7 separate regions of the Homo sapiens genome follow, and regions 2, 3, 4, 5, 6 and 7 are each linked to region 1. The links are chromatin loops, found by intact Hi-C in ENCODE. Cell type or tissue: heart right ventricle. All regions are shown on one strand. Region 1 has its middle 27 kb from the start of SFMBT1. Region 2 overlaps STIMATE-MUSTN1 (STIMATE-MUSTN1 readthrough). Region 3 overlaps NEK4 (NIMA related kinase 4). Region 4 holds the start of MIR8064 (microRNA 8064). Region 5 holds the start of MUSTN1 (musculoskeletal, embryonic nuclear protein 1). Region 6 holds the start of NEK4 (NIMA related kinase 4). Region 7 overlaps SFMBT1 (Scm like with four mbt domains 1).

Region 1 (4,000 bases):
TCACTCTGGGGCTGGGGCCCAGACTACTCCAGCATGCAAGTTCCAGAGCCAGCCTCTTGCTAAGGGCCAGTCCCTGCTTCTCCCCACGGGCTAGACCCACCCCAGAGCAGCTCAGATTTGGTGCCTGCTTCTCTTCTTGCCCCCTAGTCCTAGCTGTTCCTGGCAGAGCTTCTGTCTTGAGCTTGGCCATGGATGTGGACACAGCCTGGCACATACCCTGAGTGCGGTCTAAAGGATCAAGGGACACAAAGCCTCACCCAGAGAGTGCCAAGCAAAGCTGATACTTCTATTCATACGCATGCAGTGCTCAGCCTGGCCTCCTTCTTCCCACCAAGAATGAAGTGGAGCCAGCAGAGGGGTTGCCCTGCAATGTGGTCTCTGCCAACCTGGGCCCAGGCCTAGCTGGATAGGTGGTAGGAGAGAGGGCTGCTCAAGTAGGAAGGAGGTGAGCATCAGGACCCTCCCCTCCCCTGGACCTGCCTTAGCCCTGTTTTGATTCTGACCATCCAGTGCTCTGGGGACCCTGGAAAAGGTCCTGGCTCCAAGGTCCACCTGACCAGCCAAGCCTGGCACATCCATCTCTGTGGTCCCAGGATCTGGCCACAGGAGGGCTCCTGGACACGTAATACATGAATAGATGGAGTGACATAAAGAATTAATCAGTGGGTGACTTAGGCAGTGAGAACTAGGAGCAGAAGAAATGAAAGAGACCAGGTTGGGAGGGGGGATGCTGGTAGGGCCAGGTTTAGGGGAGCCTTAAATGCCAGGCTGAGAGGGGGTGTTTGTCAGGCTCCCCCACACCCAGCTTCTGCCCTGGCCCTGGGACAATTTCCGTCTTCCAGAGGGGCCAGTAGGGATCCTGGCAGATGTGGCCCTGATCACCTGATCCCCTCTCAGAGAGACAGAGACCCCAGGGCCCATCCCCCAGAGCCTGGCTCACCTGGGCCCTCGCAGGGCCTGCCTCACCGGGGCCCCGCAGACCTAACTGCTTCTGCTTCATGGTCTGTGGGTTTTCCCAGTCGTCCAATTAGTGCTAATTGGAAGCAGGAAGTGTGTGCATGTGTGGGGTGGGCCTGGAACTCCGATGTCCTTGTCAGAACTTCGAAGCCCTGTGCTTCCTGGGACAGGCTCTTCCCTAGAGCTTTGTGGTCTCCCGCAGGGCTGGGTAGGGTTGTTGGGAGCTCCCCGAGCATTGGGTATACTGGCTCTGTGCACAACGGGGCCTCTGCTCTCCAGAGGGCTCAGGCTCTCACCGGCCACCTCTTACCCCAGGTGCCAGTTGCCCCCAGGGCAAGGCAAGCTCATCCTTTTCACTGCCAAATCCTCTTCGCCCGGCACAGAGCTGCGGCTCTTCACAGTTTCACTCTAACAACGAAGGGAATGATGGGCTCAGGGCCTGGAAGAGAGGCGCAGAGGGGGCCTCCTGAACCCCTCACTGACCCTTGGTCCAGCCTCAGCCCGTGGCTCCATAAAGGCAAGGAAAGGCCTGCTTTATCTGACTGGCCACACACTTGTGCTTCCCTTGGGGGACAAAGGGTGCAGAGGCGCTTCCACAGAGGCGGGACTTCCGCTTACTTTCCCTCCTCCCCGTTTCCCCGCCCCCTCCACTTGCGGCACAGGTGGGGGTGTCCAGAGGCAAAGCCCCTTTTGTGTCAAGCCCCAGCCCAGGTTCTCTCCTCACCCACAGATGCTGGTGCGCAGTCTGACGGCAGAGGCTGTAACGGGGGAAGCATGGGATGTGGGCACATGGGGGAAGGCCCCGGAACCCAGCCTGGGCAGAGGCCGGTGCCCCACCAGGCTCTCTCTCTGCAGTGTTATGTCAATCATTGCCCACAGGTGCCCTCGACCTGGACACCGTCAGGCCTCCTTCGCGGTGGGCTGAAACCCTGTGGCACAGCCCAGGACCACCCAGCCCCACGGGCTGGGGGCTCACATCTGGAAGCAGGGCCCCCCAGGACTCAAAGGTGCTCGGAGATGAAGATTGCTGGGTGTCAGCTCATGGGGCCAGCCTCGGCTTCACCCCCAGGAAATGCCTGCTTGTTGCTGTGCGGCAGGCACTAGAGCAGGCAGAGAGGGCGGTGGGCTCCTCTGAGGTCGCGGGCGGAGCCCTGTGAGGAGAGACCTGGCCGCCGGCAGCCACTAGAGGGCAGGACCCTCCTGTGTGTTTCCTCCAAAGGGTTGTTGAGCAGATGAGCGGGACTGACAGGAAACAATGGAGCAGCCGCCCCAGGGTGCAGTCACCACAAGCCTGCTAGAAGGGCTCAGCGGAGGCTGCGATGCGTCCGAAAGTCCACTGGACCCTAGACCTTAAATGGCCTCCCTGAGCCTTTAGGCTTTTACTTCCTGGGAGCCCAGCCCTGAGCCAACAGAGACAGTGCCTGGCTCCTACATTGGCAGAGAGTGACAAGTCAGTGTCCCCTTCTTACAACATCAGTGGTAGAGGAGCAATTAGGAGAGCAGGTCCTCCAGCTTCTTCCAGGTGCAGTGTGGAAACAGAGGCAGAGAAGAACTCACCTGACCGCACCTACGAGGTGGGTAGGGACAGATACTTCTGAGAGTGAACCATCAGCCAAGCACGCCCAGCAGCCCTGGGGGGTCAGTGCATGTTGTCGGGTGCTACTTTTGCAGTTGGGGAAACTGAGGGTCAAGAGAGGCTGTCATTTGACTGAAGTCCTACAGCAAGGGTGGACCAGGGTTCCCGCCCGGGCAGGATGATGCTGAGCCTGCATGCAGGCTCCCACGCAGCCTTATCACAGCCTCATGTAGAGACGACCTCCTGTGACCTCGCTGACATGAGTGTGAGTGTGTGGGGACCCTGGCTGCCGCAGCAGGAATGAGGCAGCCTCTCTGCATCCTGACACTCCCAGGCAGAGGCCTGTCCTTCATCTGGACCTACCAACAGTGACGCCAGGAGCAGCTGCCTCTAGGACACGTGTTCCCCTGGGCCAGAGGAACTATGTGAGGAACCCATGGTGCATGCCATGACAACCCTCCTTTAGGGCCTCTTGAGGCCACAGTGGTGCTAAACCCAGGAAGTGGGTGCCAATTCAGGGGACCATTGGCAGCCCTGCTGCCCCTCACTGGGCTGTGCCTGCAGTCACGGGAGGCAAGGACCTGCTTTTGAGTCTTTGGCTTCACCTTGTTCTTACAGCCAGACTTGGGGCTCTCTACCTGGGGCTGGGGATAGGTAGTTCTCAGCCTGGGCAGCCCCAGGAGCTGCTAAGTGTCATATCCCTGGGGAAGGCCTGAGCAGTTTGAGGCTGATTTTGGTTGTCCCAATACTGCTGGGAACCACTGGGGAATGAGAGTGTCTTGGGGACCTATTCCTGGAGCCTGAGTCTAAGCTGAGCTGTGGCTCATAAGACTAAATTGCATGGAGACCCAACATGGCTGCTGGGCCCGTCAAGGGCTGGTGTCTGCTCTGGGAGGTAGCCCCATGGCTGGATCTTTCTCTATGTCCCAGGTCGGCCCCTGTGACCTGGGGCCAGTGTGCTGAAACCTGTGAGGATCAGGCATAGCGAGGAGGGTGGCCCCATAGGTAGGCCCATACAAGGGACTTGGGCAGAGTCCTGTCCTCCAGCTAAGTATCTGGGGCACCAACCTCACAGACTGCAGAGTTCACTCTCATTAGCGCAGGGGTCCTCTCAACAGCTTCAGTGACCATAGGGATCGGTGTACCCATTTCACAGATGGGGACACGCCGGCTCAGGTCTTACCACCCTTTGCCAACAGCTTCTTCACTGGTCTCCTTAGCTTCCGTTTTCCCTTTTCCTTCCTTGTTTTAAGCTTTCAAAAAAAATTTTTAGGCTGGGTGTAGTGTCTCCTGCCTGTAATCCCAGCACTTTGGGTGGATTGCTTGAGCCTAGGGGTTTGAGACCAGCCTGGGCAACTTAGTGAGACCCCACCTCTACAAAAAATTCCAGAATTTTCTTTCTTTACTAATTTAAACATTTTGGCTGGGCTTGGTGGCTCATGCCTGTAATCCCAGCACTTTGGGAGG
Region 2 (4,000 bases), 220 kb after region 1:
TTTTTCCTTCGTGAAATGGTGGTAAAGCTTCAGAAGTAGGTTCTAAAGACAAAACTCCAAAATAATACATCACTTGGAAGGATACAGTCAGCTCTTCAAGACAGCACTGTGTCCACAAGAAGCTGCCTGTTTTAGGCTGCCTTGGGCTTCTACATTTCCTAACAAAATAGCCATTTTATCCTTCAGAGGAAACGTCAGTAATCACTGTGATAAAATTATTAAGCGTGTACTTGTTCTTAAACGTGTTGCTGGCGAATTTGATAATTCTTTTTATTTTCCCCCCGTTGATTTTTCTCAAACCCTGTTAACTTTAGAATGTGTGACTCCCACCTCAGGGCTGGGGCAGGACCTGGTGGGAGACCTAGCTTTGGGGCTCTCTTGAGTCTTACATACGTTGTCCTTTGGTAACTCCTCCTTTGCAGTGAGTCTAGGGAATGATTTTCCAGCCACCGTCGCTGGGTTGGTCTGGATAATCTCTGCAGTCCTGAGACCCTGCCCAGCTGGGCGGCTGTGAGAGACAGCCATGACCAAGAGGTGCCTCGACCACAGAGGAGAATGGCTACCTGGTGCTGGTGGTGGAGGACATACTGAAGGCACACGCTGTCTCCACCATGCTCCTGTCACATGGGTCGGGGTTAGCTCCTCTCAGAGATTAACACCCTTGTTTTTTCTTTTTTGAAATGCTTACCATCTAGTCCAGGGGCTGGCACACTACAGCCCTCAGGCCCGGTGTGTATGATTGGAATAGCTGTGTCTATGACTGCATCATTCTCTAGCGGCAGGGCTGAGGAATTGAGACAGAGATCATATGGCGCACAAAACCTCAAATATTTATTCTTTGGTCCTTTACAGAAAAAATTTGCCTACCCTGATCTAGCCCATTGTTTAAATGGCAGCAGCTGAAATTTCTTTAGGGATCCAGCTGCAGTACTGGATTTGTGCACGTCTTGTTAATTTCACACATAATTTAGCTCATTGTGAGTGAAGTTGAATGGGAGCTCTTTAAAATAGAGGCACCTTGGGCTTCATCACAAAGCAGCGATTGAGCATTTTATTTTGAAGTAAGAAAAAAATTTAAAACGTATTTTAAATATCAATCCTTGACCTTTTAGGGTTTTCAAAGGCAGTGTTATTGAAGGCTTTGAAAGGTGGCTGAGATGCCAAGCCTGAGTTAGTGCTCAAGGCCCCAGGAAGAGATAACCAGTGATTGGAAGGTTGGGGTGGCTTTCTTCCTGTTTCAGTCTTCTCGTTTTCCTCAAATTGGATATTGCGCTCCTGTCAGGCTAATAACCAGTGCTGGTTTATTTTGTACAGGTTTTTAGACACTTCCAAACAAGCCATAGGAATGCTGTTCATCCACTTTGCAAATGTATACCTAGCAGATCTCACTGAAGAGGACCCTTGTTCACTGTAAGTGTTCCCTATTTGAGTGCAAACATCAGCTGCCCCTCCATTGAAAATATAGGCTGGCCTTGCTTTCTGCTGCTGGTCCTGCTCCCTCTGGCTTGGGGAGAGGGTGCTCCCCTTTTCCTCTGTGCTCCTCTGAGAGACCATCCTGTACATGCTGTCCTGGAGCTCACTTACACAGCTATCAGTTGGCTTGTAGGGCTTTGCGTGTTGACACTTTCCCCATGCACTGGCTTTCTGTTCATCAATCCAAGTTCTGTCCTTTGATTTTCTAGTGTCCTTATGTCTCCCAGTTTCCAAGCCGCCCCTGGCAAGGAAGGATAATGCCCTACAGGAGTGTCTCTGCTCTGGAACCAGGACACACCAGGGCTTCTCTGTGGCGTCAGCCATTCAGGGTCAAAACTGTTGTTGACCCTCATTGACCTCTTCCACCTTATCATTGCAATGTGCCTTCCATGCAGCCCCCAGAGCAATCCATCTGTGACCTCAATCCGGCCATGATATTCTGTCCTCCTTGCTGATGGCACCCACATAGTGCTTCTCTTAGCAGGTGGAGTGGCAGAGGAGGCTTGCCTACCTCATCCTGGCCCCATCTTCTGCCTCCCTTTGTCCTCATAGCAGCCTGCCATATATTAATGGAGACTTTGATCATCCCCATTTTACAGTGGTGGAACTGAGGCACAGAGAGGTTATATATACTGTAAGTTCACACCGCTCAGGAGTCATGGAGCCCAGCCAGTCTGGCTTCCAGGGCCCACATGATGCTTTGCTGTCTGTCAGAATCATCTGTGTTGAGGATGGAACATAGAACTTTCTCTCTTTATTCCCAAGGCATGGCACACAGTAGGCTTGTAAATGTTTGCTAAGTGAATGAATGAAAGTAAGGTCTGTATGTACATCACATGTCCTTGTTCTCGCAGGCGTGAGATGCTTTGGACACAAAGTATCTGAGAGCAGCATAGCCTCAGGCCAGAGGGAAATTGCCTTGGAAGCAGTTGCTGCTCCTGCCATCTCTGGTCTAAGAGTGACCCCTTGTGATTTTACAGAGGAAGGGCAGGCAGGAGAAATGCCCCCTCCCTCTTTTCACTGGTTTTCCTGCTGACCTACCCTAGCACAGGCTGCGCCCTCTGGCATCAGAGTGCTGTGTGCACATCACCAAAGCTCCAGCCCAGGATAGGAGGCTGTGAGACTACACAAAATGTCTCAAGCCTCAGCAACTGGAAAGCTCACCACACCTGGAGTGTGTGGTGTCCTGCAGCTTACCTGCAAGGATTTCAGAGCCACATGGTATCGTAGAGGGTCAGTACTGGACCCAGTGCCCTTGTCTCCCACTCTGTCTACCATGGAGAGCTGGAGCTTGTGGTCAGCAGTGCTCAGCTGGATCTGGGTACAAGGCCCTCAAGAGAGGGTGAGTGGAAAAGGGCCTTTCTTTGGTGAGAGAAAAAATTTTGTGTCGGATGGAAACAGACCGTACAAGAACACAGTTCATGTGGTATGCCCTTCAGAGCCTCCTCCTCTCACTCCCCCAGTTATCTTGCCTTTTCCCATGGGGAGTAAAGCTCGCTCTTTAAAGTGTAGGCCGGGCACGGTGGCTCAGGCCTGTAATCCCAACACTTTGGGAGGCCAGGGTGGGCATATCCCTTGAGGCCGGGAGTTCAAGATCAGCCTGGCCAACATGATGAAACCCTGTCTCTACTAAAAATACAAAAATTAGCTGTGTGTGGTGGTGGGTGCCTGTAATCCCAGCTACTTGGGAGGCTGAGGCAGGAGAATCACTTGAACCCAGGAGGCGGAAGCTGCAGTGAGCTGATTGCACCGCTGCACTCCAGCATGGGCAATAGAGGGAGACTCCATCTCAAAAAAAGAAAAAAACAGTGTAAAAATATTACTTATGCTTGACTGCAGATGGGGATGGGCGAAGGCCATGTTGCCCTGTCCTCTTTGTCTGCGAAACCCGAGAGGCTGTTTTCCTGAACCTCTCTGGTGCAGCAGCACTGTTCTGGGCCTCCTGGGCTGGACTGTCAGGGAGTGAGCAGAATCATTGCCTAGGTGTTTCTGTCATCAGTTAAGTTCTGTTTCCTGTTGATTTCCCTGGCTGCTTCCAGGTACTCTGTCTTCCATTGAACCTTCGCCTGGCAGAAGCACTGGCAGGTTTTTGTTTTGTTTTGTTTTTTTGAGACAGAGTCTTGCTGTGTCACCACGCTGGAGTGCAGTGGTGCAATCTCAGCTCACTGCAACCTCCACCTCCCGGGTTCAAGTGATTCCCCTGCCTCAGCCCCCCGAGTAGCTGGGACTACAGGTGCGCGCCACCACGCCCAGCTAATTTTTTTGTATTTTCAGTAGAGACAGGTTTCACCGTGTTAGCCAGGGTGGTGTCTATCTCCTGACCTCGTGATCCACCCGCCTCGGCCTCCCAAAGTGCTGGGATTAGAGGCGTGAGCCACCGCGCGCAGCCAGCACTGGCAGTTTTAAAGTGTCTTTGTCCCTCACTCACCTCCCTCAGGTGGTCGCACTCCTGATGAGCTTCAGCACATGGTAGTGACAGCTACACTGGCACATGAGGGCTCCCAGCCCCCAGAATGGGCCCAAACAA
Region 3 (4,000 bases), 330 kb after region 1:
TGCCCTTCCAAAAATGAGCACCTCCCAGAAACGAGGGCTGTGATCATTGTGATCATTTTTCACTAGTAGCTATAACCCTGCTGTGGGCTGGTTTCCAATGGACACTCCTCTAAGTCCAGCGCAAGACCTTTTTTTTTTTTGGTCTTGCTGTGTCACCCAGGCTGGAGTAAGACCTTTTTCTTTTTTTTTTTTTTTTGAGATGGAGTCTTGCTCTGTCACCCAGGCTGGAGTGCAATGGCGCGATCTCAGCTCATTGCAACCACCGCCTCCCAGGTTCAAGCAATTCTCCTGCCTCAGCCTCCCGAGTAGCTGGGATTACAGGCACGCACCACCATGCTCGGCTAATTTTTGTATTTTTAGTAGAGACGGGGTTTCACCATGTTGGCCAGTCTGGCCTCGAACTCCTGACCTGGTGATCTGCCCACCCCAGCCTCCCAGAGTGCTGGGATTACAAGTGTGAGCCACCGCATCCAGCTCAGACCTTTTTCTTAATGCTGAATGATACATCATGGATTGTAGGTGTTATAAAAATAGCAAGTAGGAATGGAAGTGACTCTGTGACTTTCTTTTAAAGGATCGACCATTATCAGCCAGAGAGAGGAGGCGACTAAAGCAGTCACAGGAAGAAATGTCCTCTTCAGGTAAAGTTGACTTCTTTTCTTCATCTAATTGGCAGTTAGGGGTATGGTTCGTGGACAGAAACACTGGTTCTAACTATGAGAGGTTGAAACTTTCCAGCAGCAGTAAAACATGTAGGAAATCGAGTTGGAAAAGATTTTGAAATTTCTTAGTCAAGTCTTTTAAGAAATCATCATAGGGTGTTGAATGTGGTTCAAATATCAGAGGAGGGGGATATTAAAGAAATAACAAGAGGGCTTTGAGTGGCAGTAAGTCCTGGGAGGTTTCAGACCAGAAATCAAGTGAATGTTTAACTTTTTTCCATGTCCAGTGTCCACTGTTCAGTGAATTGCTCCCATCTTAGGAACAGAGGGAGGTTGCTTGGGGAGTGGTGCTGCCGTAGGCTGAGGGCTATCATTCTTTTTAATATTTTTTAAAGATAGTACTAGCAGTTTCCATTTATTGAATGCTGACCATGTCTTAGGCATTATGGTAAACATATTAAGGGTATTATCTCATTTCACATTTACAGTACTGCCAAAATATGCAGCATTATCCTCATTTTGCAGCTAAGGAAACAGAGGCTCTGAGGAGTTAAGTAACTTGCCCAAGGTCACAGAGCTGGTGGACCTAGAGCTAAGATTTCAACTGAGGTGTCAGACACCAGAGAAATGATAAATATGCTGTTTGACTTACTTTTGGGCTAGCTCCTGCTGGGGTATGTTCCATACCAAATACAAAGCCCTTTTCAACTGGGGCAGCCCACCACAAACAACTACTGGGGATGTTTGCCTTTTCAGGCCCTTCAGTGAGGAAAGCGTCTCTGAGTGTAGCAGGGCCAGGAAAACCCCAGGAAGAAGACCAGCCCTTGCCTGCCCGACGGCTCTCCTCTGACTGCAGCGTCACTCAGGTGCATTACGTACTCCTAAGAGAGAAGGTGGACAGTCTACATCTGGCAGGCCTAATGCAGTAAACCTTTTAAATGTCAGCTCCATTTATTTTTGGGACAGGGCCAGCTTGTTATATCTTTTCACTCTTGATAAAGAAAGGAACTGGTAAATAATAGTCAAAAGGATTATGATTGACCCATTAAGGGAATAAATTTTTCAGGTACTCTTGTAAACAATTGATAGCCTAATTAAAAATATTTCATAGGTTGGTCTTAACAGGACTTCCTGGCCTGATGCAGTGGCTCACGCTTATAATACTAGCACTTTGGGAGGCCAAGGTGAGAAGATTGCTTTAGCCCAGGAGTTTGAGATCAATCTGGGCAATATAGTTGGACCCTGTCTCTAAGAAAAAAAAATTACCTGGCAAGGTGGCGCACACCTGTAGTCCCAGCCACTCGGGAGGCTGAGGTGGAAGGATCACTTGAGCCCAAGAGGTTGAGGCTACAGTGAGTTGTGTTCACACCACTGTGCTTTAGCCTAGGTGACAGAGCAAGACTCTGTCTCAAAAATATAAATAAATAAATAAGTAAATAAATAACAGAACTTTCTAAGGGCTTGCACTAGGCAGCACTTTGCTCAATCTGCTGTGATACCAACATACCCATCTGTGTCGCCAGATTTGAGTCTCACTTGCTAATCATTCCTCAGTTTCTTATTTGTGTCAATGTAGTTTACCTTCTTGCCTGTAGATGATGTAGGGACACCATCTGGTGGCTAAATGGGTAATTACTAGGTTTCTAACCCATGTTCACCTCTCTGTATAATACTCTGGGAATTCTTCCTGTTCTTTGAAAGTATTGGATGTATTATTTCTTTAACTATATCATTTAGTTATTTCACTAATAGAGGCTGCCTTCCATATCTCAGAGTTGTAAGGTTTATGTGTATTTTTAGGTGATCCTTTAAAGCACTTTAACAGTCTCACATTAAGAGCAAGCTGAAGCTGGGCATGGTGGCTTGTGGGTGTTATCTCAGCTACTTGGGAGGCCAAGGAAGGAGGATTGCTTGAGCCCAGGAGTTTGTGGCCAGCCTGGACAACATAGTGACACCCCTGTATCCAAAAAAAAGAAAAAAAAAAAGACAAGCTGAGTTTGCCTAGGTAATTTAAAATGCCAACATTCCTATAGAACAAGCCTTCTGCTTAGGAGTTGATAAACCAGAACTAGCCATCCACTGTCCTCTGGAAATTTCTTCACAGCTGAGACTCTCCAGGACCTTTGTAAAACTTCACCTTGGGCAGGCGCGGTAGCTCATGCCTGTAATCCCGGCACTTTGGGAGGCTGAGGCAGGCGGATCATGAGGTCAAGAGTTGGAGACCAGCCTGGCCAACATGGTGAAACCCTGTCTCTACTAAAAATACAAAAATTAGCTGGGCGTTGCGGCACGTGCCTGTAATCCCAGCTACTCGGGAGGCTGAGGCAGGAAAATCACTTGAACCAGAGAGTCGGAAGTTGCTGTGAGCCGAGATCGTGCCACTGCACTCTAGCCTGGCGACAGAGCAAGACTCTGTCTCAAAAAAACACAAAAATCAAAACAAAAAAAAAACAAACAAAATAAAAAACTTCATCTGATGTTCTTCAGTTATTCTTGTGGACTTTATGAGTGAACTGGGATATCACGGGTAAAATCACTTCAATGTTTTTTTCTTTTTGCCACAAATCATATGGGAACAATTTTTGTATTTGTTAGATTCTCCTGTTATATTGCACCTAGGAACGTATTGTGTCTAGTTGTTGCATCTAAGACTGGTTCAAGTATCACATTCTGGTTGTGTTGTCATGTAGAATTTTAATTCTTCCAAACATTTAATAGGAAAGGAAACAGATTCATTGTCTGTCTGAGGATGAGTTAAGTTCTTCTACAAGTTCAACTGATAAGTCAGATGGGGATTACGGGGAAGGGTAAGTTCTTGTTTTTCTGTCTCCCTTTATAAACTATTTCTGTTTTAATGAATATTAAATGTGCATTTTCAGTAGTATTTAGATCTCTAGTATTCCCACTGATAAAATTATAAATGGTTTGTGGCATATGCTGGAGCTAAAAGTGTCTCTTCTTTTTTTTTTTTTTTTTTTTTTGAGACGGAGTTTCGCTCTTGTTGCCCAGGCTGGAGTGCAGTGGCACAATCTCCGCTCACTGCAAGCTCCGCCTCCCGGGTTCACACCGTTCTCCTGACTCAGCCTCCCAAGTAGCTGGGACCACAGGCGTCCGCCACCATGCCCGGCTAGTTTTTTGTATTTTTTTAGTAGAGATGGCGTTTCACCGTGTTAGCCAGGATGGTCTCGATCTCCTGACCTCGTGATCTGCCCACCTCGGCCTCCCAAAGTGCTGGGATTACAGGCGTGAGCCACCACGCCCCGCCTGGCCATTATTTCTTCACATTTTTTTTTTGGACTTCTTCCTGCCCTCTTAGGGATTCCAATTACATGTATATT
Region 4 (4,000 bases), 230 kb after region 1:
GCTACACACTCACAGGTTCCAGGGATTTGGATGTAGGCAACTGTGTGGGGCTGTTATTCCACCTCCCACACCTGTTATCCTGCCCATCCATTTGAGGAAGAGGTACCACAGCTCTCTTCTCATGTAAATGAAGAAGAGGGGCTTATTTTTCTAGGATGTGTCTTTTGTTCCTAGAAGAGAAGGCCAAGAGTTTGCTGATGAGAATGCGGGACTCAGGGAAATAAGCCACACAGCCCCGGCGGTTGAGACCAGATCCAGGTGACGCATGGTGTCTGCACTCTGATTACCAGGCCACTCTTTCCCATGTGGAAGCCCTGACATCTGGGTCACGGTGCTTCATGGGTCTTGCTGCCCATCCCTGGCCAAACTCTCCCTTTTGAAAGCCTCTCGCCACAGATGTGTTCCCTCCTTTTGGCCCCTATTGCTGTGACTTCTACTGAGGAAATAATTAAACCCAAACAAAACACCCACATGCCTGAGGTTGTTCATTGCAGTAAAAAGCAAGACACACAAGGTCCAGGTGCAGTGGCTCACACCTGTCATTCCCAGCACTTTGGGAGGCTTAAGCGGGGAGGATCGCTTGAGCCCAGGAGCTTAAGACCAGCCTTGGAAACAAAGCAAGATCCCGTCTCTACAAAAAAAAAAATTTTTTTTAATTAGCCAGGCACATGACATGCATTCTTAGTCCCAGGTACTTGGGAGGCTGAGGCAGGAGGATCACTCAAGCCTAGGAGTTTGAGGATACAATAAGCCGTGTTCATGCCCCTGCACTCTAGTCTGAATGACAGAGTGAGACCCCATCTCTAAGAAAACAATAACAGCAATGACAAAGCAGGACATGCAACACTGCCTGGCATGTCTGTCCTTTAAAGAGGAGACTGTGGGGGACATCTGAAAGACTCGCAAGTGAAACAGGAATCAGGAAACACAGCAGCCACGTGTGCTTCTCCCAACGGTGGCTGCGTGAGATCTGGGTTCCCAGAGGAAATGGTGTGCCAGACGGGGTCACAGGTGCTTTTTCTCTTTTCTCACGTTTCTGAACTTTCTTATTTTAGCATCTAAAGAGGCAGCTGTAGCTAAGTTGTGTAGCAGAAACCTAGAACACTGGGGCAATGTGAGGCGTATGGGAGGAAAAGCATTTTCCTCCTTGTCAGTCACTTAAAACTGAAGAGCAGATGGAGTGAGCACACTGAGCGAGCGGACATCCTTCCATAGTAAATAAGCGGTGCCGCGCGCTCCGCTGGCTCCCAAACACTCCAGTCCTCACAGAGAGATTTCCTAGTGGCGCTTTCTGTCCAACTGTCCTCAAACCTACTTAATTACTTAATGGTTTCTCACAAATAAGTTCATCTGTTGTTTTGAGAACTGTTCTCGATAAGGTTAGGTGACTTACCGAAAGGAAAAGGATTGCAAAACTCATTAACAACCTAGCAAGGAGGGATTATGCTTATGAAATGGGTTTTTTGGCTCAAATGTCTCCTATCCCTTAAGTGAAAGTAGAAAGGAAGACCTCAGAAGAGGCGACTGATGTGTTTCTGCCACACTTCTCCCAGGGTTTTCCAGAAAAGGGAATGGCCTGGTGTTTTGTCCATTGCAGCTGCATAAAGTCATTCCCTTGTGTACAGCTGACAGGCTTGGGCAGGGCATGGGCCTCCAGCATGGGTGCCCAAACAGGGATTGCTGCAGAAACAATAAAGCCAAGTGAGAAGCTGGAGATATCTCTTTGGACCAAATTATCTTCTCATAGCCTGGATTACGGCCTTTACCCCCCAGCCTCCCGCCCCCCCGCCACCCCCAAAATGCTACCCTGTACCCCCTCTTCTGGCCAGCTGTGGTAAGGCAGCTCTGGCAGAACTTCCAGGGTGAGCCCCAGGCAACCTTCCCACATCCCACTCTCCCCTGGGTCTCCCACTTTGGGGAGGCCTATGTGGCTCCCAGGAGCCACCCTAGGGTTCTTCATATCACAGGATCATTCCCTGGAGGGGCTGGTCTTCTCTCCGTTCAAAATGTCCTGGAGGCATTCCAAGGCCTGCACATCCTCCAGCTTGTACTACTAGGTCCCTCGGTTTCTCAAGCATGGTGACTGAAGGGGTCCCAGATGGACCTTTGTCACAGCCCTGGGCCCCGGCCCATCCCTCCCACCTCCTTGCCCCAAGGACTTCTCTCTTCACTTCCTTGTCCCTGGCCAAGGTGTTTGGGGTGACCCATGCTGGACAGGTAGAGTCCAAATTCCTCCAGAGTCACGTTTCTGCTCTCAAGAGGCTGAGGTATCAGGGATGGCCCGGGGAGTTGGGTAAGGGATGGGAGGTGGGGAGGTGGGAGACAAACAAAGCGACTGGGTCCTGCTTCATCATCCACAAACATCAGTCCACTCATGGACAGAGAAGGGAGGGGCAGCCCCGCTGTCACTGGAAAAATCAACAACGGATAAGAATAGCAGTCTTGCTTCATACAGCTTCTGCTGCCAGCCGGCAGAAAGAACAGCTTTTCTGAGCTCCAGCAATGAGCACTTCCTAACTTTAGTGCTTTTTAATCCTATCTTAGAATCTCTTAAAAGAAAGGCCATTTTAGTATCTTCAAATAAGGAATTCTCTGATTTTATTTAAAATACTGCATTTGTCTGTTAAGGATGAGGTAATCCTTTGGACTTTTGGGGGGGCTCATTAAGTACCTTTAGAGCTTTAGAGCCAGTGTTCTGGGGTGCGTGTGGGGGAGTGGGGTGGGGACATCATCTCACTCAGATGCCTGGGCCCCATGTGACTAAGCACCCGCCTGTCCCTGCAGGAGACCCTCTGCAGTGTGGAGCCTGGGTCGGGCAGTGCGCTCTTTACATCGTGATCATGATTTTTGAAAAGTCTGTCGTCTTCATCGTCCTCCTAATACTTCAGTGGAAAAAGGTTTGCTTCGTCCCTGCATGAGCAGCTCCTTGCCACGCTGAGCAAGCAGCACTTCCTCCCCATCACCCACATACGCCAACTCTAGGAAAACCAAACTTGTTTTAACTCTATGAATGTGTCCTGCATTTGGTCTGATGTGGCAACTACTCCAAAGAGCTTGTCAATTCTTAGCATCCATCCACTTTAAATGTCTGTTCTAGATGAAGCCTTGGGATGTATAAAACTAATGAAATACAGTCCCTGCCCTCGGCTTGCTACCATCTGATGGTGGTTTTTAGGCCTTGCGACAATACATGTTTCTACATCGGCAAACATCCTGTCACACACCTCTCTTGGCTGGTAGTTTAACTGAGCCATGTGGTGCCACGGGCAGCTTCCACAGTCTGTGACCTTCAGTGTGCCGATGCCCTGGCCAGCCCACGGGCTCCCCAACCGTGGCTTCCGCCCTCTGACCCCAGTTCTGTGTAGATAAACCCCCACTCCTCATCCCCGAATGCCCACATGAGACCAGCCAGAAGCTTTGAGAACAAGTGGCTCAGCTTGGCCTCCTTTGGGTTTTATTTGTGTTTGGATTTTATTTAAGAAAATAAGCCAAGGCTTTTCAGTGCTGTTGTCTTTTAGGGGTGGTTGAGGTGTGGGATTTCTGTTAGAAAGTGGTCTGGGGCCTCATTGCTGGTGTCTATAATGAGCATCCACTGTGTTCACCCCTCCAGCCCCCTGAAGCCCACACTCCACTCTCCCGGTGGGCACTGCTTGCCTTGCCCTGGCTTGGTGGCTGTAAGCCCACTGCACTTTGCAAGTCCACACTGAGGGGAAAGCTGCCAAAGCACCAGATGCTTAATGTGGTCTCCAAGGGTTCCTTGTGGACAGTCTCATCTGGGAACCCTAGGCATGAGGTGCTGCTCCCATTGGGCTTTGGAGGAAGCGTCTTAAGCTAAGGCTCCCTCAGGGCCTATGGGTACCACCCACCCACCCCAGGCACACTCTCGGTGGCCTCTCCCTACCTCACTGAGTCTGCTTCTCTTTACAGGTGGCCCTGTTGAATCCCATTGAAAACCCAGACTTGAAGCTGGCCATCGTCATGCTGATCGTCCCCTTCTTTG
Region 5 (4,000 bases), 240 kb after region 1:
AGCTCACAATTGGAGCTTCATGTTCAGTCTTGAGCTCCTAATGTTTCCAGACAGGGCAGGGGATAGGAGAGCCATAATCTATGAAAGCTGTGAAACAAACCCTGGGTTATATAGATCTCAGATGGTCTCATCTGAAGGCTTTGCCCACTTCCCAGTGAGCAGAGGGTTTGGGGAACAAAGAGGTAGCTGAAGAGTGGTGGTTTTTCCCTGTATCCTGATTTTCAGAAAGGGCTTTAGTCTCTGAGCTGTGGCTAGTAGCTGGCTGGCTGACCAGGGGACGGGGGTCTAATAGGGTGTCTGACCATAGGACACCTCTCGTGTTTGGCCTTCCCTTTCTTGTGTGTTTGTGTGTGTGTGTGCACGTGCACGTGCACACACATGTACACACACAAATCTGTATCCCCAGGAGTGCCTCCTGCAGTCACTGGGGGCTCTTCCGTGGTGCACCATCCCATGAGAGCAGATCAGAGGGCTGTGGTCAGGACTTCCTCCCGAGCTGCCCTCCCTCCCTGGGATGAGTTTCCTCTCCACCTGCTCCAAGGTGCCTTACGAGGTGCAGCTCTTCACCTGGCCACATGGCATCCATCACCGTGTTGAGAAATGGTGGGACGTTGGCTGGATATTGTGTGCTATGAATCTGATTTGTCCAAATCTGGACCTCAGCCAAGCCACCTGTGGTGGAACCTTGCAAGTCAAGGTCATGAACAAATTTCTTGTAACTATTGGAAATAAACTAATGAGGTAGAACTGTCATATCCAAATGGAAGAGGTGGTTGGTACTGTTACTTCCTTTTGCTGTCAGAGGGTTGTTGACAATGGCAAGGGGGGATGTTAGTGAGATCCAGGTGGTGGTGGCTTCTTGGTCCACTCAGCTTGCACACATGCAAGAGGAGGGTCTGTGGCCCCTCAGCCGTGCTGGTGGCCTCCTTCCTCAAGCTTTAACTTGTGCCCTCCCTGGCAACAGGGAGTCATGGGTTAATGTCACCTGTCATGCCTCTTTCTTCAGGGAAAATATTAAAAGGCTCAAATCCAAGCTGTGACTTCCCTTAGACAGTGTAAGCCTGTAGGGTGCAGCCCCAAGTTTATGTCCAAAGGCTGCCTCAGAACCCTGGAGGGAGCAGCGCCCAGCTGGCAGCTCACTCTGCCCTTGCAGTTCACTGGCCTTTTCGCAGCCAGGCTAAGATAGGCAGTGCAAGGAGCTTCCCACTGGCCAGAGCAGCTGCCTTGTAGAATGTGGGGCTGGCTTTTAGAAGTTTCACACGCTTGCAGCTAAGAGTGCAGAGCTCTCTGTTTTACTTCGTGAAACATTAGCAGCTCTGAGGGGCTTGGCTTTTGGTAAGGGACTTATGGTCTGACTTGCCACAAGCACCTTGAGCTCCTGGGTTGGTTGGTGGTTGGTTGGTTGGGTTGTTTTAAATTTGATTTTTCTTTTCCTGAAGTTTGTTAGAAGTCAGACCTATGCAAGGAAAACCATGGCCCACTTCAGCAGCCATCCAGTGGGGGTGCTTAATCGGTGGTGGTAGGATTCATGGAAACGTTTTTTTGAAATGAAAGAGAAGATGATGTACTTACATTGTAAAATGGTTTACAATAAAGTTTGGCATCTTATTACAGTTTTTTTTAAAAAGAAACCATCACATTTGTGGTTGTGGTTGTGGGTTCTCTGGAGTTGAAACAGCTTGGCAGGGTCAAAAAAGATTCCCCTGTGAATTAGAAGGTTCTCCCCAGGGACCAGAGTGAGAAGGAACCTTACGAAGCCTCATGGCAGGAGTGGGAGCCAGCAACTGCCCAGTGAAAAGCCAAACATGCTCTTGCCATGTCCATCTCCACTTCTTCGCTAGTGAGAATTAAAGCAAGTCCGTCTCTGAGGAGGACATCGTGTTGGGGAGGTAGAGTATAAGCAGTGAGTAGCCCACATCCTTGTCCCTGAGGCTGCGGGGCTGGAAGGAGGTCCCTGGGCAGAGCCGCAGCATCAGGTGCCATCTGCAGGGGCACCCCTGGAACTAGTGGAAGGCCCCCACAAGGCCTGGCCTGCCCTCAGCTGCCTCTTGGCCCATGTGCCACATCCTGGGCATTCCTCATGTCAGCACTTGTCTCAGATCAAGCCTGGCAGTCCTCTCATTGGCCTCCTGGAGCCAGGGTGTCAGGAGGGGGATTGGGGTGGGGTTCAAAGTATGACAGCAATGGAGTGGCATTTGGGATAACCAAATGTCAGTGCCTGGTTGAGTTCCATCTGCCTGGAGCCTTCGAGGATAAAAATAATCTCCATCATAAACTGAAAAGGACTTAGATATGTGTGTTACTGGGAGGGCTGCGACCTATGCACACCTATTCCCCATACCCACCCCAGGCGTAGGCTCCTGGCCTGTGCCCTGGGGGATCTTCCCCTTGCAAGGAGGGGTGTGTTAGGAGCTTCTAGCAAAGGAGAGCTAAGTGACCTTCCGGGGAGCCCTTGGGCCTGTTCTTGTCTCTGCAGCTCAGTATCTGGAGTGGGCTTCACTCTCCCCCACCCTCTTTGAGCAACTGAAACTGTCCTGCAGGCCAGCCCCCCTGCGGTGGCCTCACCTACTCGGAGGTGAGTAGGCTCAGGCCTGAGCCTGAGCCTGTTTCACACCTCTGTCTCATCAGTGCTGTCACCATCGAGCATGGTTTCCTCCCTGGTCCTTTCCAGACCCCTTACTCCCCCCTCTCTGAACTTGCAGTTGGAATAGGATAGAGGACAAGGACATCAGCAAAAACATGAGCAACTCCCCAGGCTCCCTTTACCTCACTTTCTCCACCTGTGAACCTGTGGTAGCCCCTCTCTGAGTTTGCTGCAAGGGCCCAGTGAGCTTGCCATAATCAGACGCAGCAGACACGGGAAGCTCCTGCTCTGCCACCATGCAGGGATGGAAAATCTGTCCACTGGAATCCAGGGGAAGGGATGGAAGAGGAAGAAAAACAAGCTTGGAGCAGTCCAACCCAGCTAGGGCCCTCCATTCCCTCAGGGACACCCCACACCCACCCCACACACTGGGATGAACCCTTGCAGAGGAACAATTCAGATGGTCACACATTCCAGGACCCAAATCCGTAAACACAAAGCATGTCCGTCAGTGCCAGCACCTCCCCCCGGCGAATCAAGCAGCTGTCCCAGAGGGCAAAGGGTCTCTGCAGCCATCTGCTTTCATCAGGGCTGCAGCCCCCAGGCAGCAGTACTGGGAGCCCCTCTCATCTCCGAGAATAAACTCTGAAGCCAGCGACCCTGCGGACCTGAATCATCAGGGAGCCTGTCAGAGGAGGGGCAGTGACTCTGCGGGACAAGCAAGCAGGCTATATAAGTTTCAGAAGGCTGGGCTCCACTCAGATCTTTTCCAGCAGCTGCTGCCTGCCAGAGAGGCGCCTTCAGAGACCCAGCGCTTACACAATACCCACCATGTCCCAGGTAGGAGGACCCAGCAAGGGCTGTGTTGATGCCAGAGGGAGTGGAGGTGGAGTCCTGGACACTTTCGGCTCTGGCAGCTGTGTCTTGATCTGAGCCCCAAGCATGAACTGGAGGCTCTGCAGCCCTTGGGAGATGGGGGCTCAGGGAGGACCCCCTGAAGAACCCCTCTTCTATGTGGCTTTGGTGGTATTCCACGGTTTGTTAGGAGGAGTGGAGAGAAATGTTGGGGGTGGGGGGGGCCTAGATAGATCTTTGCATGTGCCTGTGTGTGTGTGTGTGTGTGTGCGCATCTGTGTGTGTGCTGCCGATATAGCTCAGTGTGTAGAGCTTTGTGCATTTGTAGCTATGGGCCCGGCAGCCATGCACTCTGTGTGTGGCCACACACATAGGTCTGTCTGTCTCTGTGTATGGTATATGCATGAAGCTGTATGTGTGTGCACATGAGGCTGGAGGGACACAGCTGGATGCATCGCTGTACAGGGGTATAGTGTGTTGCTCTGAGGAGCCTGGCCCAGGCTGAGCGAGGAAATACCTGCACCTGCACCCAAGCACAGGCAGGTCTCAGACTCACAGGCG
Region 6 (4,000 bases), 300 kb after region 1:
CAACTGATTCTCCCACCTCAGCCTCCCAGGTAGCTGGGACTACAGGCATGCGCCACCACACCCAGCTAATTTTAAAAATTTTTTGTAGAGAAGGGGGTCTCACTGTGTTTCGTAGGCTGGTCTCAAGTGATCCTCCCACCTTGGCCTCTCAAAGTGCTGGGATTAGGTGTGAGTCATAGTGTGTGGCCTCTAGAGCACTAACTTTAAAAAGCTACAATTACAAATCCTTCCTCTGTCCCTCTGAGATATATACCTATGTATTTCCTACAACCTAGGAATGTCTTTCTCAAGGACCTGAAATCCATTCCTTTGGAATGTAATCATCATAAAGGTAGGGCTCATGTCTCCCAGTCTATGTGGGAGAATAGAATCCTAACTTCCCTAATTGCCAGCTAGCAGACACAGTTGGCCTAATCACATTTACGCTAAGCACTCCTTTTAATTTTTCACTTCCCAGACTCTAAGTGAGCCCCTGCATGCTCCCCTGCCTACTCCCTTATTCTTCCTTTGGAATGCCCAATCACCCCTGCGCAAATGGAATGGAGTTCAGCTGCTTCCCCTACTGTCAGTAGTTACTGAATAAAATCTATTTTCATCATTTTAATGCCTGGCTTTGTTTATCTTTAATAATATCATTAACTAGAGTTCAATCTTTATTTATGGTTCTTTTTGTTTGGTTTTCTAGTGAAGATGAAATTGCTTTGAGTAAAATGTGCAAATACTAAATGTACCATTAGATAATTTTGACAAATTCATACACCCAAATCTCCTATCAAGATATATATCAAGGATGAGGAGAAATTTGAACCCCTGTGGATTGCTAATGGGAATGTAAAATGGTTCAGCTTGCTGTAAAAAATGGTGTGGTGGTTTCTCAATACATTAAACTAGAATTAGCATATGATCCAGCAATTTCACTTCTGAGTGTATACCCAAATGAATTAAAAAGAAAGCAGGGACTCAAACAGATATTCGTACACCCATGTTCATAGCCGAATTATTCACAATAGCCAAAAGATGGAAGCTATCCGTGTCCATGACTGCATGAATGGATAAACAAATTGTGGTGTATACATATAATGGAATATTATTTGGCCATAAAAAGGAAAGAGGCCAGGCACGATGGCGCACACCTGTAATAACGGCATTTTGGGAGGCCAACGTGGGTGAATTGCTTGAGCCGAGGAGTTCAAGACCGGTCTGGGGAACATAGTGACACCCTGTCTCTGAAAAAAAATAAAATAGGATTAGCCAGGCATGGACGTGTGTGCCTGTAGTTGGGAGGATGGCTTGAGCCCAGGAAGTCTAGGCAGCAGTGAGCACCATTGCACCACTGCACTCCAAGCTGGGTGGCAGGGCGAGACCCTGTCTCAAAAAAAAAAAAAAAAAAAAAAAAGGAAAAAAAGGAAGCGCTCTGGGAAAGGGAGGCTTTGGCTGGAACAAATGGTGAATTCTTTTGGCACCCCTGAGCTTTCTTGGGCAGGCATTTTAAAGGGGCCTAGGCCCACCTAGAGATCCGCCCTTAGGCTGTTAACTTAGCATGATGCCATGTTAGAGTTTAGTCAAGTCTCTTAGTGCAGTGGTTAGGGTAGTCGTTAAATGCTGAGGAGTCTTTGTAGTTCTCAATTAGCAGGCGAGTTTTTAGGGATGAAAGGTACTGATAATTTACTTTGAATGTATCAAAAAATAGGATGGATTGCTGGATGCAGAGACGGCATGTGATAAAGCGGATACAGCAAATGTTACTGGTAGAGAGTCTGTCACCCAGTCATTAGAACATGAGCTCCAGGAGGGCAGGGACTTTGTTGGCCTGGCACATAGGCGGTCAACAAATATTTGCAGAATGAACGAACAATACTTGTAACGGCCTTAGGACAAACAAGTGCACAAAAAGAGGAAGCTTTCCCTGACTCTGTTGTGGCGGGGATCCGGACGGTGGAACGGACGCACAGAAAGTGCGCGGAGCCTGGCGGAGTCGCTCTGGCCTCCTGGAGCCTCTGCTCTATGGCGGGTCCTCCCGGGGCTGCGGAACCTCTCTGGCCGCTCGTGGCGTCCGCTCTATGGCCGTCCTTTGGGGACGCAGGAGCATGCGCAGAACTGCTCCCGGCCCGGATCGCTATGGCAGCGGCGTCGTCGCGGGCCGGGCCCCAGCAATCCCGCCCGGGCCCGGCTGCCTCAACAGCCGCCCCCACTGCCCCCTCTCGGGCATGAACCGAGCTTCTTGTTGCCGCCCGCTGCCCTACCCGCCGCTGCCGCCGCATCCCGACTCTGGGCCAGCGCTGGGAACATGCCCCTGGCCGCCTACTGCTACCTGCGGGTCGTGGGCAAGGGGAGCTATGGAGAGGTGACGCTTGTGAAGCACCGGCGGGACGGCAAGCAGGTCTGCAGGGGTGGGGCCCGGCAAGGGGCGGGGGCGGGCAGAAGTGCGCCGAGGGCGCCGACCGGTAGATTAGGTCGGGGGTGGTCGCAAGAGGCTCATCTCGGATGGCGTTTCCTCAGGGAAATGGTCCCAGACCAAGACGAGGCCTGGCCTCCCTGTAATATGCGCCCAGAACTACTTCTACTTCTTTGTTGTGTTAAATTTTTTTCCTTTTAATTTTCATTTTCTTTAATTACAATTCTAAGTTTTATGTAAAAATTTTCAGTCTCTGCCTATCTACTTCTTTGTTGTACTAATTGGCATGCGTGATCTACACACCTTTCTCCCAACCCCGATACTCTCATGAGAGCCGGTATCATGCATTCCCAGGACTTAATACAGCGCCTAGCAAGCATTATTCCTTGAATGAAGGGCCCCAAACGTCTCTACTGTAGACTGCTGGATTCACTTAAAACTCGACTCATTTTCTTCCCGCCAAACCTTCTCTCATGTCTTCCGTTTCAGTGAATAGTGACACCAACCCACCAGTTGCCCAAGCCGGACACCTGGAGTCATTTTTAAGCCTCCCCACGCACCCCAACACTGATTATATTCATCTATCACTAAGACAATAGGCCTCCTCTCATCTCTACTGCTACCACCCCAATCCAGGACACCCTGTTGTCTCTAGCAAAGCTATGGCCACGGTTTCCCAACTGGTCGCCGCCACTTGACTTGCTTTTCTCCAATCCATCACTTTCACTGCAGCCTCAGTGATCTTTCTCAAATTTAAATCTGATGTTGTCACTCCTCTGTTTAAAACACTTTATCCCATTACTCTCAGGATAATGAACCAATTATTCAATGTGGTTTATTAATAGGGTGACAATATAATGTACAAACTGGGACAATTTTGAAACTGAAAGGCATTATTAATAGTTACACCAGGACAGTAGGACTGCTCCAGGCAAGCTGAGAAGAGATGTTCCCCCTAAATATAGGGCCCAATTGCCTGTTCTTCCTTGTCTCTGGTGCTAGTTGCTTTGCGTGGAACACAAGCTCATGCATAAGAAATTTATTCAGTAGGCATTGGGGGAATCATTGGATTTTGGGGCTGATGATAGGGAACTAGCAATAGCTAGTTATTTGAGCTTTAGTTTACACTTCACAAAACACATTTATCTATGTGTTGAAGAAATGAATTGTATGGTCTTTGAAATGATTGAGGGCAATGTATTAGGTATTAGAGGCTATTGATTTCTTTTAAGTGTGAATAATTTTGTATGCTGAAGATCAGTGACTATTAAACTTATGGGGCCATGGATCCCTTTGAGTATCTAACGTAATCCACAGACTATTCTGTCTGCAAATGTATAGTCAAGCTATATTTTATTCACCTTTTTGGGAGAGCTTAGATATTAAGGAATTTCTTTTTTTATTTTTTATTTTTTTTGAGACAGAGTCTTGCTCTGCCTCCCAGGCTGGAGTGCAGTGGTGCGATGTTGGCTCACTGCTGCAACTACTGCCTCCCAGGTTCAAGCAATTCTCCTGTGTCAGCCTCCCGAGTTGCTGGGACTATGGGTACACACCACCACGCCGGGCTAATTTTTGTATTTTTAGTAGAGACAGGTTTCACCATGT
Region 7 (4,000 bases), 140 kb after region 1:
GGGCTTCTTGCAGAAGTAGCTGAGTCCTGCACTAGGTCAGGCAATTTCCTAGATGATCCTGGAACATCTTGTCATACCAAAAAGCAAAAAAGTTATCAGTGGCTCTTTACTAGTGTCATGCCAAAAGGTCTCAGGAGCCAACCTGAAGAGACTGCCTCTGGTTGAAGATAGAGTGTCGTAAGGACAACAGCTGTAATGGCTTGAAATGTATTTGTTTTAATGTATGACTTCATAGTGAAATTTTGAAACAAAACCCTCATTAGCCACTCTTGGAAGATGCCTGCCAATCAACTGTTTATTTTAAAGGGTGGTAAATATAGAGAAAGAGTAAAGACAATCAAGTATATGTTCAAAGAAAGCCTTCTTTCTATGAAATCTACCTCAGCATAATCAAATAGTTGATGTAGAGAAATTTTTCTTTATGGAAGTTCTTTGGTTAGTAAATGAAGAAGGAATAATACAATTAGAATATCACCATTGAGCCCGTAATGAATCAGTGCATCTATGTAGTAACCGTTAAAAGCTGCTAATGTCACAAAGGGAGAGACAGCCAGACCATATGTGCCTCTTCATGCTCTTGAGGGAAGGGTATAACTTATTCCACTTGTGAAGTATTCTTTCACCCTCACCACCCCGCAAAGTCTAACCTGAATTTGATCAAGCTTCTAGCTCTAAATACTGATTTATGGCAAATACAGGGAACAGTAGAACAACTGGTCACCACAGGGACGTAACCAATGAAATCAGACTCTAAAAAACTCCATAGAGAACAAAGGCCAGGTCTCAATAAATGTGGAGTAAAAAAAGAGAGAGTAGGGACACGGGAGGGGAGGAAGGAGAAGAAACCTACTGATGAAAAGAAATCAAGGAGACATTTGCAATGCGTGCGTCTCACTTGGGTCCTGATGTAATCAAACAAATTGACAAAACTGTTTATGAGACAATTGGGGAAGTTTGAACATAGACTGGATATTTGATATTAAGGAATTATTGTTAATTTTTTAAAGGTATGATGTTGTTATTGTGGTTTTGTAAGAAAATATTTTCTTTTAGAAATATGTACTAAAATATATATATGGATGAAATTATATGCTATCTGGAATTGTCTTCTAACTGATCCTTGGTTGGGCATGGGTGGAGTGTGAGGGTATAAGCCAGGCATTGGCAAATTATCTGTAAAGGGCAAGATAGTAAATATTTTAGGCTTTACTAGTCATACAATCTCTGTCAAAGCTGCTAAAACCCTACCTTTGTAGTGTGAAAGCAGCCACAGACAATATGTAAACAAATGGGTATGGCCATGTTCCAGTAAAACTTTATTAACAAAAACAGACAGCAGGCTGGATTAAGCCCTCGAGTTGTAGCTTGTAAATCCTGGTTTAGATGAAACAGATTGGCCATGAGGTGACAGTTGTTGACGCCAGGGCACTTAGGATTCATTAGATCATTTTTCTTTTTGTATGTTTGAAAGTTTCCATCATAAAAAATAAAGTAAGGTACCTTCTGGGTAAAATTATAGGAATAGGTAGTTGGGACTATTCTCTTTGTTTTGTATACAACTCTTAATAAACTAACCAGAAAGTAGCTCCATCTAGAGAAGCATTTTTGGTTTTATTTTGTTTTATCTTTTCAAGCTCTCAAGCAGTATGTTGGACTCTTAGATCTTAAAATGTGAAATACCTTTAAACCATCTCCACTGATTTCGGTTTCTCTGCATTCTGTGGCTGGCATTTTGAGTAATCAGTCATTTATTCCCTCATCTAGGCATCAGAGATAAAGTATCTGACTGGGATGAGTTTCTGCGGCAGACCCTGATAGGAGCATGTAGTCCTCCTGTTCCGCTGCTAGAGGGCGTGAGTATTACTACATGCCACATCAGCATGGAAAACCCATCTGATCTTTCAAAGAATCTTAAAATCGGTTGCTTATTTACCACTCTGAAGAAAATAAACGTTATTATTAGAGACATAGGCATAGGTATTGGGAAGTTTAAACTTACCCTCAGAGGTTGCAAACTGGTGGCTTGCTTAGTGCCTAAATATTTTCTGAATTAGTTGCTAACACATAAAAAATCTAATTTCCCAGATTCTTTTATACAGTTGGAAAATAGGACCTTCTGAGGGCTTTCACTCTGAAACTGAGCAGAGGTCGATTCTGCTTGAGGGTGGACATTTGTAACTCCCACACCAGGTGACTTGGAGTCCCCCCAACCCACCCTTTTTTTTTTTTTTTTTTGCTTGGAACACATTGGATCTATTGCACTTCTGCCTTCCACCTGCTTTTCAGCAGTCCTTTTAAATTAGTGTGGCCTTTAAGCTTGTTAGTGAATATAGATCTCTTGATTTTGTGAAATGGATTTATTGGTTATGACATTTCTAAGTTATATCTTGTCACTTTCTGTCATACTGGTAAAATTATTTGTGGCATATGTGAAATGCAATGTATGAAGGTTCCCATCCCTCTACTTCCTTGCCAACACTTGTTATCTTTTTTATTATAGCTGACTAAGTGGGTATGAAGTGGCATCTCATTTTGATTTACATTTCTGTAATGACTGTTGATGTTGAGTATGTTTTTTTGTGCTTATGGGCCATTTCTGTATCCTTTTTGGAGACATTTCTTTGCCCATTTTTAAATTGGGTTGTCTTTTTATTATTGAGTTGAATGTATTATGCATTCAAAATATACATGCATTTCAAAATATTGAAAATATGTTTTCCCATTCTATGGTTTGTCTTTTTATTGTTTGCAGCGTAAACATTTTTTATTTTGATATAATCCAGATTATCTTTTTTTCTTTTGTTGCTTGTGCTTTTGGTATCATATCTAAGAAGGCTTTGCTTAACCCAAGGTCAAGAAGATTTACTCCTGTATTTTCTAAGAGTTTTATGGTTACATTTACTTCTGTCATCCATTCACATTCCCTTTTAAATTTTGATTGGTGAATACTCTATTTCAAACTGGTTTTTATTTTTTATACTCTGACTCATTTATTTATGCTTAGCCAGGGCCTTATACATACTAAAAACTCAGTAACATTTTAATGAATGGATGAATTGATAAACTATTCTACTCTTTTTTGACCATGACTCTGCCATGCTGACTTTTAGCTCTAAATCTTTTCCTCCACTTTTTCATATGTCCCTTTGCATATCTGGATATGTAAGTGTCACAGAGCAGTTTTTACTAGGAAAAAAATGTAAGGTTGTGTATTAGAAATGATTAAGTGATAACTTGATAATGAATTTCTTTTCTTTATTGTAGTTTTTAATATACTTCTAGATAGTGAGAGTTAAACTTTTCCTTTCCATCACTGTAATCAAAAGCTTTTACTCTGTTCATTTGAACATTGTTGTGACATCAATAAAAAACCAGAAACAACTGAAATACTATCTGTAGGTAACTGGATAAATTATTGCCCATTTACAATGTAAAATATCATAAAATACTATAAAACATGAGGAAGAGTTATATGTGCTATTATAGAAAGATACCTATGATGTACTAAATGAAGAACAAATTAAGAAACAGTATACAGTGTTTCCATTTTTCAAAAAATAGGAACAGACAGACTGGCAGAGGTGGATATTGACTTGTATGGAGAAAAAGAGTGTATGCCAAAGTGTTTCTTGTGGTTCTTTCTTTGAGGTGGGATTACAGGTGACTTTGACTTTGACTTTTGTTTGATTTTTTCTCTTTAATGATGATGATGGTATTTTGATATTTGCTTTTTTTAAATTTTTAAATTTTTTATAAAGACAGAATCTTGCTCTGTTGCCTAGGCTAGAGTGCAGTGGCATGATCTTGGCTCACCATAACCTCTGCCTCCTGGGTTCAAGTGATTCTTCTGCCTCAGCCTCTCAAGTAGCTGGGACTACAGGTGCCTACCACCATGCCCGACTAATTTTTGTATTTTTAGTAGAGACGGGGTTTCACCATGTTGGCCACACTGGTCTCGAACTCCTGACCTCAAGTGATCTGCCCACCTCAGCTTCCCAAA

The links. Peaks named below come from ENCODE experiments on the same cell type or tissue, not always from the same donor. Only the 100,000 strongest peaks of a DNase experiment are listed, where the experiment ranks them.
Region 2: a loop joins it to region 1, with 8 times the contacts of the local background. A loop is called at or near these places in 76 of 110 quality-filtered maps.
Region 3: a loop joins it to region 1, with 13 times the contacts of the local background. A loop is called at or near these places in 65 of 110 quality-filtered maps.
Region 4: it touches region 1 in a loop (11-fold over the local background); 76 of 110 quality-filtered maps call a loop at or near these places.
Region 5: a loop joins it to region 1, with 2.9 times the contacts of the local background. A loop is called at or near these places in 23 of 110 quality-filtered maps.
Region 6: it touches region 1 in a loop (13-fold over the local background); 12 of 110 quality-filtered maps call a loop at or near these places.
Region 7: it touches region 1 in a loop (4-fold over the local background); 56 of 110 quality-filtered maps call a loop at or near these places.

The regions. Positions count from the first base shown.
Region 1 is chr3:53,070,985-53,074,984 of GRCh38, reverse strand. It overlaps a transcript of RFT1 not described here. Among named protein-coding and RNA genes, the nearest start is that of SFMBT1, 27 kb to the right of the region's middle. RefSeq lists enhancers at 1,823-1,942, 1,435-2,052, 2,293-2,342. In heart right ventricle, CTCF peaks have their summits at 1,916 and 2,137 (motif pointing right); DNase peaks (open chromatin) are centred at 1,584 and 2,144; H3K4me3 peaks cover 1,432 bases; H3K27ac peaks cover 1,405 bases.
Region 2 is chr3:52,850,013-52,854,012 of GRCh38, reverse strand. STIMATE-MUSTN1 (STIMATE-MUSTN1 readthrough) reads left to right here. Exons shown (of 10, transcript NM_001198974.3): 3 at 1,315-1,410. It overlaps STIMATE (STIM activating enhancer), which reads left to right. Exons shown (of 8, transcript NM_198563.5): 3 at 1,315-1,410. Among named protein-coding and RNA genes, the nearest start is that of MIR8064, 5.5 kb to the right of the region's middle. In heart right ventricle, CTCF peaks have their summits at 2,241 and 2,447; no DNase peak of the experiment used is centred here.
Region 3 is chr3:52,740,880-52,744,879 of GRCh38, reverse strand. NEK4 (NIMA related kinase 4) reads left to right here. Exons shown (of 16, transcript NM_003157.6): 11 at 575-641; 12 at 1,419-1,528; 13 at 3,381-3,469. Among named protein-coding and RNA genes, the nearest start is that of NEK4, 28 kb to the left of the region's middle. In heart right ventricle, CTCF peaks have their summits at 2,078 and 2,277 (motif pointing left); no DNase peak of the experiment used is centred here.
Region 4 is chr3:52,843,726-52,847,725 of GRCh38, reverse strand. It overlaps STIMATE-MUSTN1 (STIMATE-MUSTN1 readthrough), which reads left to right. Exons shown (of 10, transcript NM_001198974.3): 5 at 2,785-2,897; 6 at 3,928-4,000. It overlaps STIMATE (STIM activating enhancer), which reads left to right. Exons shown (of 8, transcript NM_198563.5): 5 at 2,785-2,897; 6 at 3,928-4,000. MIR8064 (microRNA 8064) reads left to right here and starts at 1,174; the gene lies at 1,174-1,263. RefSeq lists an enhancer at 2,741-3,241. In heart right ventricle, CTCF peaks have their summits at 1,625 and 1,846; a DNase peak (open chromatin) is centred at 2,385; H3K4me3 peaks cover 362 bases; H3K27ac peaks cover 3,368 bases.
Region 5 is chr3:52,834,364-52,838,363 of GRCh38, reverse strand. All of the region lies in intron 8 of STIMATE-MUSTN1 (STIMATE-MUSTN1 readthrough), which reads left to right. MUSTN1 (musculoskeletal, embryonic nuclear protein 1) reads left to right here and starts at 3,345. Exons shown (of 3, transcript NM_205853.4): 1 at 3,345-3,424. The coding sequence starts at 3,416. STIMATE (STIM activating enhancer) reads left to right here. Exons shown (of 8, transcript NM_198563.5): 8 at 1-1,631. RefSeq lists an enhancer at 745-914. In heart right ventricle, no CTCF peak of the experiment used is centred here; DNase peaks (open chromatin) are centred at 2,105 and 3,403; H3K4me3 peaks cover 1,307 bases; H3K27ac peaks cover 3,371 bases.
Region 6 is chr3:52,769,034-52,773,033 of GRCh38, reverse strand. It overlaps NEK4 (NIMA related kinase 4), which reads left to right and starts at 2,094. Exons shown (of 16, transcript NM_003157.6): 1 at 2,094-2,380. The coding sequence starts at 2,288. RefSeq lists enhancers at 1,963-2,012, 1,800-2,317 and a silencer at 2,173-2,282. In heart right ventricle, a CTCF peak has its summit at 2,046; a DNase peak (open chromatin) is centred at 2,033; H3K4me3 peaks cover 1,999 bases; H3K27ac peaks cover 1,898 bases.
Region 7 is chr3:52,932,666-52,936,665 of GRCh38, reverse strand. It overlaps SFMBT1 (Scm like with four mbt domains 1), which reads left to right. Exons shown (of 21, transcript NM_016329.4): 5 at 1,765-1,853. Among named protein-coding and RNA genes, the nearest start is that of STIMATE-MUSTN1, 37 kb to the right of the region's middle. RefSeq lists a silencer at 1,639-1,933 and an enhancer at 3,038-3,207. In heart right ventricle, a CTCF peak has its summit at 1,830; a DNase peak (open chromatin) is centred at 1,841.